2 separate regions of the Mus musculus genome follow, and region 1 is linked to region 2. Evidence: chromatin loops called from intact Hi-C (ENCODE). Cell type or tissue: gastrocnemius. All regions are shown on one strand.

The links. A loop is a pair of places that touch in the nucleus more often than their neighbours do. Peaks named below come from ENCODE experiments on the same cell type or tissue, not always from the same donor. Only the 100,000 strongest peaks of a DNase experiment are listed, where the experiment ranks them.
Region 1: a loop joins it to region 2, with 4 times the contacts of the local background. A loop is called at or near these places in 3 of 42 quality-filtered maps.

What each region holds. Positions count from the first base shown.
Region 1 is chr1:183,804,469-183,812,468 of GRCm38, reverse strand. It overlaps Gm34068 (predicted gene, 34068), which reads right to left. Exons shown (of 3, transcript NR_151520.1): 3 at 2,723-3,056. Among named protein-coding and RNA genes, the nearest start is that of Gm34068, 59 kb to the right of the region's middle. In gastrocnemius, no CTCF peak of the experiment used is centred here; no DNase peak of the experiment used is centred here; H3K4me3 peaks cover 260 bases; H3K27ac peaks cover 3,108 bases.
Region 2 is chr1:184,030,174-184,038,173 of GRCm38, reverse strand. It overlaps 1700056E22Rik (RIKEN cDNA 1700056E22 gene), which reads left to right and starts at 4,176. Exons shown (of 1, transcript NM_028516.1): 1 at 4,176-5,142. The coding sequence starts at 4,314. The coding sequence ends at 5,018. It overlaps Dusp10 (dual specificity phosphatase 10), which reads right to left and starts at 3,793. Exons shown (of 4, transcript NM_022019.6): 1 at 3,605-3,793; 2 at 522-1,373. The coding sequence starts at 1,335. In gastrocnemius, a CTCF peak has its summit at 4,307 (motif pointing right); DNase peaks (open chromatin) are centred at 2,667, 3,172, 3,842, 4,579 and 3 more places; H3K4me3 peaks cover 5,233 bases; H3K27ac peaks cover 5,480 bases.

The DNA of each region.
Region 1 (8,000 bases), 230 kb after region 2:
CTTTGATTATTTCCTGCCGTCTACTTCTCTTGGGTGAATTTGCTTCCTTTTGTTCTAGAGCTTTTAGGTGTGTTGTCAAGCTGCTAGTGTGTGCTCTCTCTAGTTTCTTTTTGGAGGCACTTAGAGCTATGAGTTTCCCTCTTAGAAATGCTTTCATAGTGTCCCATAAGTTTGGGTATGTTGTGGCTTCATTTTCATTAAACTCTAAAATGTCTTTAATTTCTTTCTTTATTCCTTCCTTGACCAAGGTATCATTGAGAAGAGTGTTGTTCATTTTCCACGTGAATGTTGGCTTTCCATTATTTATGTTGTTATTGAATATAAGCCTTAGTTCATGGTGGTCTGATAGGATGCATGGGACAATTTCAATATTTTTGTATCTGTTGAGGCCTGTTTTGTGACCAATTATATGGTCAGTTTTGGAGAAGGTACCATGAGGTGCTGAGAAGAAGCTATATCCTTTATTTTAGGATAAAATGTTCTGTAGATATCTGTTAAATCCATTTGTTTCATCACTTCTGTTAGTTTCACTGTGTCCCTGTTTGTTTTCTGATTCCACGATCTGTCCATTGATGAAAGTGGTGTGTTGAAGTCTCCCACTATTATTGTGTGAGGTGCAATATGTCCTTTGTGTTTTACTAAAGTTTCTTTAATGAATGTGGCTGCCCTTACATTTGGAGCATAGATATTCAGAATTGAGAGTTCCTCTTGGAGGTTTTTGCCTTTGATGAGTATGAAGTGTCCCTCCTTGTCTTTTTTGATAACTTTGGGTTGGAAGTCAATTTTATTCGTTATTAGAATGGCTACTCCAGCTTGTTTCTTCAGACCATTTTCTTGGAAAATTGTTTTCAAGCCTTTCACTCTGAGGAAGTGTCTGTCTTTTTCCCTGAGATGGGTTTCCTGTGGGCAGTAGAATGTTGGGTCCTGTTTGTGTAGCCAGTCTGTTAGTCTATGTCTTTTTATTGGGGGAATTGAGCCCATTGATATTAAGAGATATTAAGGAAAAGTAATTGTTGCTTCCTATTATTTTTGTTTTTAGAGTTGGCATTCTGTTCTTGTGGCTGTCTTCTTTTTGGTTTGTTGAAGGATTACTTTCTTGCTTTTTCTAGGGCGTGGTTTCTGTCCTTGTATTGGTTTTTTTCTGTTATTATCCTTTGAAGGGCTGGATTCATGGAAAGGTAATGTGTGAATTTGGTTTTGTCGTGGAAAACTTTGGTTTCTCCATCTATGGTAATTGAGAGTTTGGCTAGGTATAGTAGCCTGGGCTGGCATTTGTGTTCTCTTAGTGTCTGTATAACATCTGTCCAGGATCTTCTGGCTTTCATAGTCTCTGGTGAAAAGTCTGGTGTAATTCTGATAGGCCTGCCTTTATATGTTACTTGACCTTTTTCCCTTACTGTTTTTAATATTCTATCTTTATTTAGTGCATTTGTTGTTCTGATTATTATGTGTCGGGAGGAATTTCTTTTCTGGTCCAGTCTATTTGGAGTTCTGTAGTCTTCTTGTATGTTCATGGGCATGTCTTTCTTTAGGTTTGGGAAGTTTTCTTCTATAATTTTGTTGAAGATATTTGCTGGCCCTTTAAGTTGAAAATCTTCCTTCTCATCCACTCCTATTATCTGTAGGTTTGGTCTTCTCATTGTGTCCTGGATTTCCTGGATGTTTTGAGTTAGGATCTTTTTGCATTTTGTATTTTCTTTGATTGTTGTGCCAATGTTCTCTATGGAATCTTCTGCACCTGAGATTCTCTCTTCTATCTCTTGTATTCTGTTTCTGATGCTTGCATCTATGGTTCCAGATTTCTTTCCTGGTTTTCTATCTCCAGTGTTGCCTCACTTTGGGTTTTCTTTATTGTGTCTACTTCCCTTTTTAGGTCTTTGATGTTTTTATTCAATCCCATCACCTGTTTGGTCGTGTTTTCTTGCAATACTTTAAGGGATTTTTCTGCTTCCTCATTAAGGTCTTCTACCTGTTTAGTAGTGTTCTCCTGTATTTCTTTAAGTGAGTTATTAAAGTCCTTCTTGATGTCCTCTACCATCATCGTGAGATATGCTTTTAAGTCGGGGTCTAGTTTTTCGGGTGTGTTGGGGTGCCCAGGACTGGGTGGTGTGGAACTGCTGTGTTCTGATGATGGTGAGTGGTCTTGGTTTCTGTTAGTAAGATTCTTACGTTTGCCTTTCGCCATCTGGTAATCTCTGGAGTTAGTTGTTGTAGTTGTCTCTGGTTAAATCTTGTTCCTCAGGTGTTTATGTTAGCCTCTATCAGCATACCCGAGAGAATAGCTCTCTCCTGACTTTCAGTGTTCAGAGTACTCTCTGCAGGTAGGCTCTCCTCTTGCAGGGAAGGTGCCAGATATCTGGTGTTCGAGCCTGCCTCCTGGCAGAAGTTGTGATCCACTCACAAAGTTCTTAAGATCCCGTGGAGGGTCCTGTTATACCTTTTGGGTGTCCGCAGTCTCCACGCCCACAGTACCCCTGTGCTGGTGTGGACCGGAAGGGACTTGTGCCCCTGATCAGGCCAGGTTTTCTGCTTCCCTAATTAATGCAGTCTCAGGTCCTGCGAGATTGGATTGGAGCAGCAGCTGTGTTCCACTCACCAGAGGTCTTAAGATCCAGTGGCCGGTCTTGTTGGTAGCTTGCGGGTGTCAGCTGACTCTGTGCCCTAGCTACCCTGGTGCTGGTGGGACTGAAGGGGACTTGTGCCCCTGAACTCATATTTTATTCTTGATTCTACCTTTATTACATCTTCTGGCAAAACAACTAAAACTATCCCCTTAAACATTCTTCCTAAAATCATTAGACTCAAATCAGGAAGTAATCAATTCATCTAAGGAGCATTAATTCATGAAAGTTCATCTTCATGCTGATCTGCAGGGTCGAATTTGCTCAATAGGGTGGGCTGATGCCCAGGAAGAAAGTTTTATCAGAAGTAAAAAGCCATCCTGGGACGTTTCTGGGGCTGGGCCTCTCCAGACTGTACCCGTCATATCCATGTAAAATGGTGGGCTGTCTCCAGGAAACTCACTTGCTTCCCACATGGCCTTTCCTAGGTGGCTTCTGTCAATACACAAATAGACATACTACATAAACTATGTACATATACCCACCTCAAATACAAATATACATACACATATACATACCAGGCAAACTTGACGTATACACACCTCAAAAACACATACTAAACACTATGCACATATACCACACAGTCATCCAGAAAGCATTTCTTAGAGGAATGGGGAAAGGGACCCCCCATGGAACATCTTTTGTTCAGCCCATTACCTTCATGATGATTGATCCCAAAGGCTCACCTCTGCCTCATCATTAACTAGCTCCTTGAGCATGGGGAAAACTCACTGTCTCCTTTGGTTCTCATTTCTGTAACTGTTAGGAAACCACATGAATTAATGGCTTTTGCCCAATCTATCAGCTCACAATTCTTTAACAGGTATAAATCTGGACCGATGAGATCCAAGCTATGGACCATTTTGACCATTGCTTCCCAAACTGTGCTGACCTGAGGCTGCTCGGATGCCATAACTAAATCTGACCGCAAGTTCAATTTAATGTTTACAAGGCACACAAAGCTAGAAAGCAGCTTTTCATTCGTTTGTGTGGTGGTGTGAACACGTTGGTCTGGTGATTTCTGAATAATAGTTTTAGGGGAAGACTTATTGAGAAAGAACAAAAGTGTAGGTACTCCTTGCTGCCACTGGGCAAAGGGACACAAAATAAAAAGAGTAGAGACAAAGAAAAAGATACTGAAAAGTCCATTGGGTAGACCTTACTTGACAGAATCAACAAAACCCTGATAGAGTTTGGCCTGAGTCTTAAGTAACTCCAGATATATACCAAATGCCAGGTAATGTTGAGAAAGACATTTCTCCAGCCTGTAATTTGATATCAGTCTAAAAATGATGGAGTTAGATTTGACCACTTGCAAACACCTCACCATTGCTAAAATCACCGCTTTTCTGACAGAAAGTTATGTAGGCTGTTCAGTCTACTATCAACTGTGCATTCACAATTCTCAAACAGTAACCTCAGCCCCAGGGAGTGCTACTAAGCATTTGTGTACATAGGAAAGTAAGAATTCTTTTTATGTTTACTCAGGCTACAACATAAATGTAGATGGCTCTTGCCTGCCCCTGCAGAAGGCACTGTGTGATCAGATGCCCTGTACATGTTCAAGGTCACAGAAATCATTGTTGCCATTGCTTTGGGCTAAGGCTGCTTAGAGAATCAGGGTTAGTTTAGTCTATCAGACGCTGCCCTGCTGGTATTAACAACACATCCAGTGTTCTTCATATACTTGTGCCCATATGGAACTAGCTTATCTCAGATCTTGTCTGCATCTGAAGCAAGACATTTGTGAGCCAACAGACAAGCAGTCGGTGATCTTATCCCAGACCCAGACTTGCAGGTTGAGTTTAAATAAACAGGCAAACAAGCTAGGGAAAATATCCCTGAACACACAAGAGGAAAGCCATGTAGCTCATCAGCAAAAGTAAGCTTGCAACATCAGCCTCATTAGCACGGCCCAAAAAACAGGAGACGTCAAGTTACTGGATGGCAAGGATGTGATAAGAAACTTGATAATGCCCATCTGCTGCTGGGGTCAGGTCTGCCTCAAGCAGGAACCTGGCAATGCGCACATGCACGGAGGGCTTCGTGTGTGATGAGTGCTCATGTGTGTTTAAAGGAGCTGTGGGTGGGACAGTTAATATAGGGCTTTTCCATCCAGGAAATCTATATCCATTCCAAAGCCTGGACTTATTAAAATCTTGAAGTCTCTCACATCTGTTACAAGGCATGTATCATAGTTTAGGCACACTACTGGGTGCCGAGAGCTGGGTCTGAGGTTACAGGCTCTCTCATTGCCAACCCAGAGATCGTTATTATTGGCAGCCTTCGGGGCTTAAGAAGCATGATTCTAAGAAGAGCCCTCATGCTGGAAGGCTGTGAGCTGGCCAGCTGTGGTGGTCCCAACAGTGGATACCCCAAACCTCTCGGCTCAGTGTAACCAGAGCTCCTGTGAAAGAAGCTGCCCCCTGAGGTTTTTCAACAGCTTTAAAATTCCCCTAATAACTCATTCATAGTTCCTATTCCCTGGACCACCACCATGTCGATGGAAACTGAGTTGGGTCCAAACAGGATGAACTAAGCTTCTGTCCAAGCAAAAAACGTTATCCCAGGGCTGAAGGGCTTTAAATGGACCACGGATAATGTTTTATTGCCCCAGCACCAGGGTGAACTCAGCCCCCCACACTTAGCCTCACCTTTCACAATGTTATTTTTAGAATTCTCATTACACCCAGCTTAAACTCTAAAAATATGGTTCCCAGGAATAGCAGAACCTAGTTTTAATTGTGCAAAGAGAAACAAGTGCCTGTAGTCTCTGATTACATATGATGTTTCATGGGGCTGACATCACTGTGAGGGACATGCTCTCCGGCTGTTGGACTCAATTCATTTCATTTTGCTTTTCCACCCAGCTTCTTCAGCACTGGGGTTGTCTCTACAGCCAATGCTTGGATTTCTGATGATGTGAAACAGTATCCCTGTTTAGGAGAATTCACCTCCAAGGAGTGCCCTTGAGCCTTTCCAGCCTATCCAATGCTGGACAACCCCACACTGCCAGCTGTCTCTCTCACTGGGAGGCAAAGGTCCTGTGGTAGAACAGCTATGGAACCCGACAAATGGCACTGGGGTCTGTACCTTGATCACCAACCACTGAGACCTCAGGCACACATTTAGTCTTCTTTACTCTTCCATGAAAAACAATCATAGGTATCCTGCTGATAAATGAAATAATTAACCTACTCTGTAGAAGCCTAAAAAAAGTATCATGTTTTTACTTGACTAATATTTATACTAGTCAAAATCCCCAAAACAATAAGGTGGCATAAGAGGCTTATGTATGCGTGTATCGGGTCCTAATAAAGCACACATGGGGACATTCATGGCAGTGTAGCAAGCCAGCGCGAAGTGCCACACTATGAAGCTGAAGCCCAGCCTGGACTCTGAGATCACTTTCAAGGATGCACTTTCTCATGAACTCAGGCTGGTCCTAGAAAGAGCTGAGGGCAGCCATACTCTCTGTTCAGTGTAGTTGGGGGCTAAAGACACAGTGTCTAGAAAGACGCTGTCTAAGCCAGAGCACCTAGCTTTGCCTCTCATTTCCAAAGTGATCTATCTTGGGCTTCTCACTTAAGATTTTATACCTCTCCTTCTGCAGCTTAGAAATGCATATGTTGTACATGAGCTGGACCGAGGTTCCCCAAACACATGTACCAGATGTGCAGCTTGGTCTTCATGCAGGTTCTCCAACAACTGGAGCGGGGCTGTCCCTAACTCTGTTGCCTACCTATAGATCCTGTTTCCCTACCTGGCCTGCCTTTTCTGGTCTCAGTGGGAGAGGATGTGCCTAGTCCTGCAGTGATTTGATATGCCAGGGTGGGTGGGGGAGCTCCCCTTCTCAGAGGAGAGAGGGGAAGATGCTGTGTGAGTGAGTACTGGGAAAAGAGTGGGGGCTCTGACTGGGATGTAAAGTGAATGAATTAATTAATTCATGGAAGAAAATTGCATGTTATCTTTGTCCCCATATGTGGCCATGAGGATTAAATGAGAAAGGGTAATGTATGCATGCCTTCAGCACTATTCTATAGCCAACTGCTCAAGAAAGACTCTGTGCTGTTAATAGGGTTGTAGGAAATGCATTCTTGGTAGAGACGACTGCTTGAGCAGTGAGAGGAACACATAGGACAATTAAGTGATACTTGTGGCCTTGACTGGCACCATGCATGGTCTTGACTGGAATCATAGGGCTTATTTTGGGAGAAGGAGCATAGTTTCAGATATCCTCTCGAAGTAATCTTTGAAGTTGCGACCTGCTTTTCATCAGTGTAGCTGCAATGTCCAACGTCTCCACCTGGTTCATGGGTTCTCTGAGGACAGGAACTTCCACTGGAAGCCACCCACCGATCTTGTCAGCCTTATCTTCTCTATGGTAGTCATTTCCTATCCCAGTTTTTAGATAATTGAAGCTATTTTGATAGACAGTTAACTTCACAATGCAATGAGAGTCCCTTCTCAGATGAGAAAAACACATTTGAGAGAGTTCTATCTGAAGAAGGAGGTCTTGAGCTCACTTTTTAAAGTCATCTCTCAAATACCACTAACCTAAAAAAGAGCTTGGTCAGACCAGACCAGACAGCCATGCTGAATGTGAGTAAATGTGGAATGGCGAAGGATGCAGAATATTGAGTTTGAGAGGTGTAGGAGGACAGACGTTAATAAAAGGACCAACACATTGTCAAAGACAGACTCCTGCAAGTGTTTTCTTCAGGCACTGGGATGCTGCAGTGTGCTTGCACTGTTTCCAGGCATCCAGGTCTCCTTCAACACCAGGAAACTTCCACTCTACTTTAACATACACAGAACTAAAATTCTTTTTCTTTCAAAGCAGGTATGATCACTTCACTCACCACTGTGAATAAAGAGTGGAGAACTGGAAAATGAGGAGAAAGGGAAGGTACCATGCCAACAAACCTCTCCCGGGCTTGGATACCATCAGCCTGTATTGACCCCAAATTCCCCCACATAGATATGGCCCTGAGATCACAGACCGACCTTTCCACTTCAACTCTGGGCATACACAGCCTGAGCCCAGGAAAAGCCAGCACTGCCTCTGGAGTTGTCTGGCCCTGCTGGAATCTTCTCTCTGCTTTTTCCACTTGGACTTCCAACCCCAGAGCCCACTCTGTCCTTCACTAGACCACATTTCCTACTTTCAGCCTCATCTGGGGATATCTGGCAACTCATGATTTACAGCGTTCAAACACAGCTTTGGGTGTGTAAAAAGGAATACACACAGACCAGGGTGAGAAGGCAGATATCTGAGGCCAGCCATGTCCAATTGCCCAGCCTAGAAAAGAGTGGCCAACTAGGAGCAGCCTGGCCAGGCAGCTGATCCTCACTAAACCTCCCATGGGTGAGTCAAAC
Region 2 (8,000 bases):
TGAAGATGACTAGAAGCAATAAGAACATCAAGACAATCAGGTGAGAAACAGCAAGAGTTTCTCCCACAAAGTACTGGCACCTGTAGACGCAGCTTCCTCTGATCCATCGACATTTGTCAGGCCTTGAGAGATCAAAAAAGTTCCAACCCACTCGAGGACTGAAACAGAGCTACCAGAGAAGGCATGGCTTGAGATACCATCTTGGTTGTACAAAGTGCCTTTTGCAAACCATCTCAAGTAAAATGTCATAGGCAACCCAAAGTGGCAGCCAGATCAAAGCTGGGACTCAGATCTTATATCAATTCATTGCTACTTGGACTTTCTTAATGTACCAAGAGAGTAAGAAAAAGTTCGAAGTAGAGACAAGAAGACAGGCTATTTTATTTTGGTTCATGGTGCCTTGGGGTTAGAAGAAGGCTGCCACTTGTAAGAGAATCTCATAGGGAAACCTAGCTGATCAGGACATTATTTGAGGAAGGAATGTGGGGGGTGGGGGTGGGGAGGGAAGGGAGAGTCATTACCTTTCAATACCAGGGGTTCTTTGCCTTCTCTCTTCAGGGACTCGAGGACTATGTGAAGTGGCTGGGATGGTGTCACACGGCTCGGCTCATTGGTATTCTCATCATAAACTATAATTTCTTTGGAAAAGATCCTCTTGAAAGAGTCTTTGCCTTCCCTACAGGAAATCAAGTCTAAGACAGTGATCTTGCCCTGCTGCAGCCTTCGCCGGCTGATCTTATCGGCACAGTTAATGTGGACAGCTCCTTGGATGTGACTCTTGTTGTACTCCATGAAAGGCCTGCAATCGATGATGACGGGACCCTGGCTGGGCAGGTGACTCTTGCTGCATTTGGTCATCTTCTTTGCCAGGTCATTGGGGTAGATGATCTTGATGCTGGCTAGCTGCTTGGGAGTCCCTGACACAGGGCTGCCCACCCCACCCGATGGACTTAACACAGAGCCTGTGTTTTCATTGTTGTTGACCATCTGGTTAGCAGGGCAGGTGGTCGAGGTTCCTATGGCGGTGGTGGCAGTGCCTGCAGCAATGGCTTGAGTCTGGGCCTGATGATCCTTGTCGTAGGTTGCCACAGTGCAGCAGCTAGTGCTGCTGCATCCGCAATTCAGGGAGCGGGCAGAGCCGCTGGATGAGGGCATATACGTCAGATTCGCAGCCTTGAGGGTCACAACGGCGGTGGCAAGGACAGGAGCGTGGCTACCACTACCTGGGCTGGCAGAGCCAAGGTAGCTTGAGTCTAAACAAAGGTTGAGATCCTGAGGTCGGACAGGCCTAGATAGTGCCACTACTACCCTGTCGTCTAAAGGAGATGGAGGCATGAGGAGGCTGAAAACTGGCAATTCAAGAAGTCAAGAGTCTGGAAAGAAGGGGAAGAAAGAAAAAAATAAAGTCACATGAAAACAAAGCCAGTCTCATCCAATCCCCGGGGGAAGACCTCTGCATATCTCTGAGCAAAGTCAAAGTCCTTCTAGGTGCCCTAGGTTGTGATACTATCAAAGGCTAAAATTCACTTTGATCTGTTCAGAGAGGATGCATACCTGAGGGGCCCCATCCATTCTGATGCTAAGTCAAAGGTTAAAATTAGACTTGACATTAGAAACGGTAAGAGACCTCCTGTCACATAATGTTAGAGACATGCATCCAAGTTCAGCCTTAGTGGAGGTAAAGGCACAGAGGCCTGAAAAACAGTGAAGGCAGACAGGGAGGCTCTTAGATTTATTCTGAGCCTCCTCTCCTGTGCAGAGAAGTCTATTTCACCTGTGATGGATGCATCTGTCCACCCTGGCATGTACTGTATTTCATTTCTTTCCCCAGAGCCAAGGCAAAGAGACAAGCAAGAGCACTGTTGGAGCTCACAGAGATGCACGGAGATGCTTGGCAGCTAGCTATATTTACATGGGGGCTGGATGTTAACCTTCTGCATATCAGAAGGAATGTGTCTCCCTAAGTCAGCCTCCATGGCTAGGAGCTAATCTTCCTTTCCATTCTGGTGGGTCCTTTGAAAAGCTCAACGTCATCCTATTCAGAGCTCACATTAGACTCTTCCAAATCAAATCAAGCCATTACCACACACACACACACACACACACACACACACACACACTTACACTACGAATAACTATCCAGAAACCAAGTTTCCAAGGAGTCAGATCTAGGAACCCCACCCCAGGCTGACCCATGGCCCGTTCCTCTGTGACCCCACTCATCCTTACACTTCTCTATGCTGTGCCCCTAAGCAAAAAAGAGCATGTGTTTCATCTGGTCATACAGACAGACTTTGCATCTCCACTGGAGTGGCAACTTTGTAAAAAATGTTTCAACCCTATACTGATATTCTTCTTGGAAACAGTGTGGATTCCAAGAGGGCAACCTCACTCGTCCCTTTACCACAGTTAGGCTAATTGGGAAGCTCAGACCTAGAGCCCACGGGGGCTGCCTTTGCCTCCTCCAAGGGTGCCTGCAATGGATCACTTTCCTCCTCCCGGTAGGCACAAGGCCACCCTATAACATAGCAATTCTGACTCCTCTACTAGAGAAATCAAACCCCAAGCAAGAGCCACTCATCTAAACGAACTTTAAGAGCTGACTGGAAAAACATCAAGGATCATCGGTCTATTCATGACCGTAACTGTTCTCTGAGACCGAGCCAAAGTGTCACCAGCAAAATCCACACACGCGCACCCAGGAGCACGTCCCCACCCGTGTAGGCATATCCCCACTGACTCGGGTTTCTCTCACCCACCTTTGGTTGGGAGCAAAGGATCAAACCTTCTGCCTGCCTCCCTCCCTCCCTCCCCTCCCCTCCCCTCCCTCCCTCCTTCCCTCTCCCTTGCGTAGTATTTTTTTTTTCAGAGCGAGTACTATTCCAAAAACTGTTAACTGTGTCCCAGCTGGAACATGAATGCAGTCAAAGTCTTTGCTATTTTGCTACCTGGTAAGGGGACATCCAGGATTAGTAGCCTATTCCCTAGGAGGAGAACCCGGGAACGACTTTCCAGAGACACAGGCTGGGACCGGTACCTCTTCACTGTGCTGCTGCTCACACACGGGCACAGAGCGCACTGAGATCTGCATCCTTGCAGCAGATAGCTCCAAAGCCAGTCTGGCCCGGGAAACCTCCCACAAAAATAGCACGAACCCCCTACCCCCTTTCTCGCTAATCTTCCTTCCACCACTAACAGGGACTGAAGAAAAACCAAGTGCTTAAAGAATGCTCCTTCCCCACTCCTGGGGCACGTAGCATCCCTATTCCGTGCCACCACTGAGCATCATGAGCAAAGCCTTGGGCTTTGAAAACTGCCATAAAGCATCTTAACCAAACCAAAACTCATTTCCCCTCTTCATCCCAGGGCAAGCAGAGCCAAAAGACTAAACCTTAGGATCTTCCTTACCTGACGTAGGTCCGTCTCTGTCTCTCTGACACTGTCTCTGTCTCTCTCTCTCTCTGTCTCTCTGTCTCTGTCTCTCTCTCTCTCACTCACACACACACACACACACACACACACACACACACACACATACACACACACACACACACGGAACCCTCCACCCTCCGGCTCTGAGTGACCCGTGATGTCTTCCACTTACTTCATCAATAAGCGTAGCCCTCTACCATCTGGCGCCCGCTCCAGCTATGCGCTCGCGCAGTGCGCCCCCATTCACTCAGCTTCATTGATCCCCAGCAGCAACACAGAGTTACTTTCTCTTTTGCTACAGCGTAAATGTAAGCTTTGGAGGGGGCGGGGTTGCCTCCGAGCGACGGCGCGATACGCCAATGAAGACCCAGAGGCTGCCGCCCGCTACATCACAGTGGTCTCTGACCAATAAGAAGCCGAGGAGGGCGGAGAAAGGGGCGAGGCCTCGCCTTGGGAGGGAGGCCGGCTCGGACCCGCTAGTGGGTTTGGTGTGTTAGAACGCGCGGGTGGTGATGTCATTGGCAACCAATCAAAAACTTAAAAGTGCTAGCCCGGGCCCGCTTGGAGCAGCGGCTCTCTATTTACATGTAAACCTAGGCAGCAGGACGCGGTTAACCCTTCCTGGGACTGAAGTGTCAATGGCTTGCTCTGGTCGCTCCGGCTGAAACTGGTTCTTCTGACCCTCCCCCGCCCCCTGTTGAGGACATCAGCCTCGCGGGGTCTCCATTCCGCCTTTTGACTCCAGGTGGAGTGTCCATCCAACTTTCCCCAGGCCGGAGACGACTCGAAGCCGGGTCCCTCCATGGCTGTGGCTGCGCCGCGCGGGACGTGAGCGTGCACAGGGCCGGCCTCCCCGCAGCCCCGCTTGGCCCGGCCCGCAGATGTCGCTGCCCCTCCGGCTGCCCTACTGCTCTCCCGCGCGGCGGCTGCGCGCCGTGCTCTTGTTCCCCTACTTCCGTGACCCTGTCACTCCTCCGCCGTCCCCAACCTGTTCTCAGGAGCCCGACTCCGATCCCGAAGGCGGCACTCCGGAGAGCTACTCGGAGGAGGACGCCTGGCTCTGTGAGAGCAGCCACTGGGGGCCGGTGTTGAAGGGCAGCGTGGGCGCCGTCCCGCAGAGCTGGGCGTGGCCGGGCCCTCCGAACGCCCCACAAGCCCCGCAGCCCAGGCACCGACCTCCTCCCAACGCGGTCCCCGCTTCTCCCGCGGCCACCTCCCCCTGTGCGATGTTTTGGAGCCCGCAGTCCATCCGCCCCCCGGTGCTGGGCCGCCCCCGGCCCTCAGTGGCGCAGGGCCCTCGGCGAGCCAAGGAGCGCCAGCCTGGAACAGCAAGCGCCGGCGGGAAGGAGCCAGAGCTCGGGTTGAACAGCCAGAATGAGCGGCGCTTGAGGAGCATGGAAGGGCCCACGCCAGCTCTCCCGATTCCCCGAACTTTGTCCATCAGAGGGGTCACTACTGGTCGGGGTATGTCACCGGTGAAGAGAAGTGGGAAGCTGAGCAAGCCTGCTAGCGCCTTGCCAGAAAAATATCAGGGAAGGTACAGAAGAATGACCCTGGAATTCAAAGGAGTGGAAAAGCCCAGATGAACTGTGATGAAGTTGCGTTAAAGAATCCTAAAGCAATAGAGCTTTTTATACCTCCCTACCCCCTCAGAGAGGAAGACCAAAATGTGAAGTAATTGAAGTGGAATAAAACATTATCAGCTCCGTGGCAGGTTCAGATGTCCTTAATGATGGGAGGCGTTTGCTTTAGGCCCCAGACATTCACCATTGCTGTTGATCTAGGATCATAAGGTGTCCAACCATCATCACCTTCGCTGACTAGCTCTGTCGATTCAGCATGATCTCCCTTGAGTTGAGCACTTCTACACAAGTGCACACTGGGGTTGGAAAAGGATTTTCTTTAGCCCCATTCTGTCTACACACCCAAATACACAGCACCCACACCCGAATGTCTGCACACGAGTGTCCAGGTCGCACCCTTTGGTCCTTAGATCTTTGAGGATTAGCAGGATCAGGCTAGTGGAGGAGGTAGGCTGTGCGCATTTTCCGTGGAACCCAGAAAAGAATTTCCCAGAGCACTTTTGTAGGTTATCTATATCCCTGAATATTTACTGCTGGGGTTCCCATTTACGGTTTGAGTTCTAGGTATTAGGTCTGATGCTTGTCTGTCCAGCCACATTTGCTGTGTTCATCACTGTGTACATTTGTAAACAGCAAACTCCCGTCCTTGCTCCGAAAAAGATGAAAAGATGCTTGTGGAAGTGGTTGGGGTATAGTAGAGCGAGGTTCTCTATTGACCGAAGGCTTTGGGAAGGTTGTGTTTGCTTTAGGCTGGAGGAGCCTCTGTCTAAAGGTACTGACAACCTGTAAATTGTGATTCACAAAGCCTGATGCCGGCAATGTGAGAAAGAAATGTAACTCATTTAATGAGATGATTATTATAGTTTCAGACTAATAAGTTATAGTAATTCTGTTAACTAAAAGTCTGTCATCCAGGCTGAAAAATTGGGAAAACTGACAAAATTACTCATCAATCAAACCCGAAGCATTGAGTAATTTCCATGTCATTAACATATGCATGGTAATTACCAGCCATTAACATATGCTAAAGATCCGGAGGCTTTTTAAATTAGGCAGCAGTTTGAGTAGCTATACTCAAAGAAGTCAGATTCCAGGTAGGTTTTTCCACTCACTACTCCAGGATGCTTTTGTGCCAAGGGAGGTGATTTCAATTACTAATTTGGAGTCATAATGTAAAAATACTTTCTAAAACTTAGCCCTTAAGTTTAAATGTATGGGATCAGTCAGTCAGCAAAGGGCCATGAACACAATCGGATACCCAGGAACACCTTGCTGTTTAGTTTTTGTCCCAGAGAAAGAGTAAAGCCTCTTTACTGCCCTTGGGCCACGTAGTGCACTTATGCTGGTCTGTGACTTTGTTGCTACTGAAAGGAGCATAGAGTTTCTACCAGATCCTTGTGCTGTGTGTTAGAGCTGAAGGACAAAGCTAATTGTGGCCAAGATCAGAGACAGAAAACAGACTGATACAGGGCATGTTCAAGAGGTTAAGTCAGGTGCTTGGTGGCAGAATGGTGAGGTCTTCAATAGCCCTGAAGGCCAAGATAGATTCCCGGATTCGGTTAGGGAAAGGGAGTTTGGCAAAGTTAAATCCCCAGGTAAGGTGGCATTCAATCAGCAAATAGGGAAGGCACTGGGGAATAGAAAGGAGGAAGTAGGAGATGAAGTCCCAGGAGTACGCCTGGGAAATACTTCACAACCCTCGCCAGCCTAGACCTGGGCTAGGAGCAGCCCCTGGAGAAAGAGGCCACGAAGGTCCACTCGCATGTTGAACTTCAGTCCTCAGTGTGATAGTATTAAGGGATAGACACTTGTCTGAGGTGGTAATGCCATGAGGGCAGGGCCTTTGCAGATGGAACTGGGAAGGGAATTATTGTGTCCTCTCTGCCCTGTGTATATGTCGTGTTCATTTCTTCCCAGTTACACGGTGACAGTGCATCTTGGAAGCAGAGGCTAGGCCCTCACCAGAGGCCTTAATCTGTCTCCTCAGACTCAAGAACTCTGGGAAGTGAAGTTCTGTTTTTAACTGCTGAGACTGAATTAGTCGTCAGATCTTGCACTCTGTCATTAGGAGTAAGTTGTAGCCCTAGAGGCAGGAGTGTTTATCTTCACTACTACCTGTAAGGAGCAAACATTTGTAGTGTAGAATGGTGGCCATTTACATGTGACTTTGAACACCTGAAATGTGATTGGTTGGAACCAAGACACATCAAGTCTAGAACACACATTGGATTTTGAAAACCTGTGAAACACATAAAGGATATTATGTCTGTGTTGCTTATGTTTTTTGATATACTAGGTTTCATAGCATGTCATTAAAATCAATTTCACTCATCTTTTAGTTCACATGTGACTAGGAGAGCGCCTAAGATGATTTATTTACTCCATTTTTGCTGGATGACACCATTCTGGAACCTGCCACGGCTGCTTTCATCTGAAGCCACTTGGATGTTGAAGATAACCACTCTACTAGGATTTCAGAGGCCCTCTAGGCTATCTGACAAGATGAACTAGAAGGAAGTGGGGCCTTGTGACTGGGAGTGGAGACCAGCTGTATATGACCACACCCTTACTCCCTCACAGGTATATAGATCTACAGATGGGGGCCAGGGGCATGTTTTACTCAAGAGACCACAAAGCCATCTTTTGTCATAAGAGAGAGAGCCTGACAGCTCCATCTGTATTGTCTGTGTATCTTTGAGATCAATTAGAGGCCCAGAGATAAAGATAGCATAAGCCCAAACCATGTTTGATACAGGACTTGGCCCAGACATCTCTTCAAAACTCAAGCCTGACCTCCATTGGCCGCACAGAGGTGACTGGCTGGACAGGTGAGGCCCAGTCCCCTTGTCTTCACTTAGGCAGCAAGACCCTTTCTCTGAAGCTGTCTTTGCTCCTGCCCCGTGGACTGCCACTGCCTTGTGATGTCACAAATATCTGCTGCTCTTTGTCAGAAGAGCATTCTGGTAGGCCCAACGGTCTTGATAA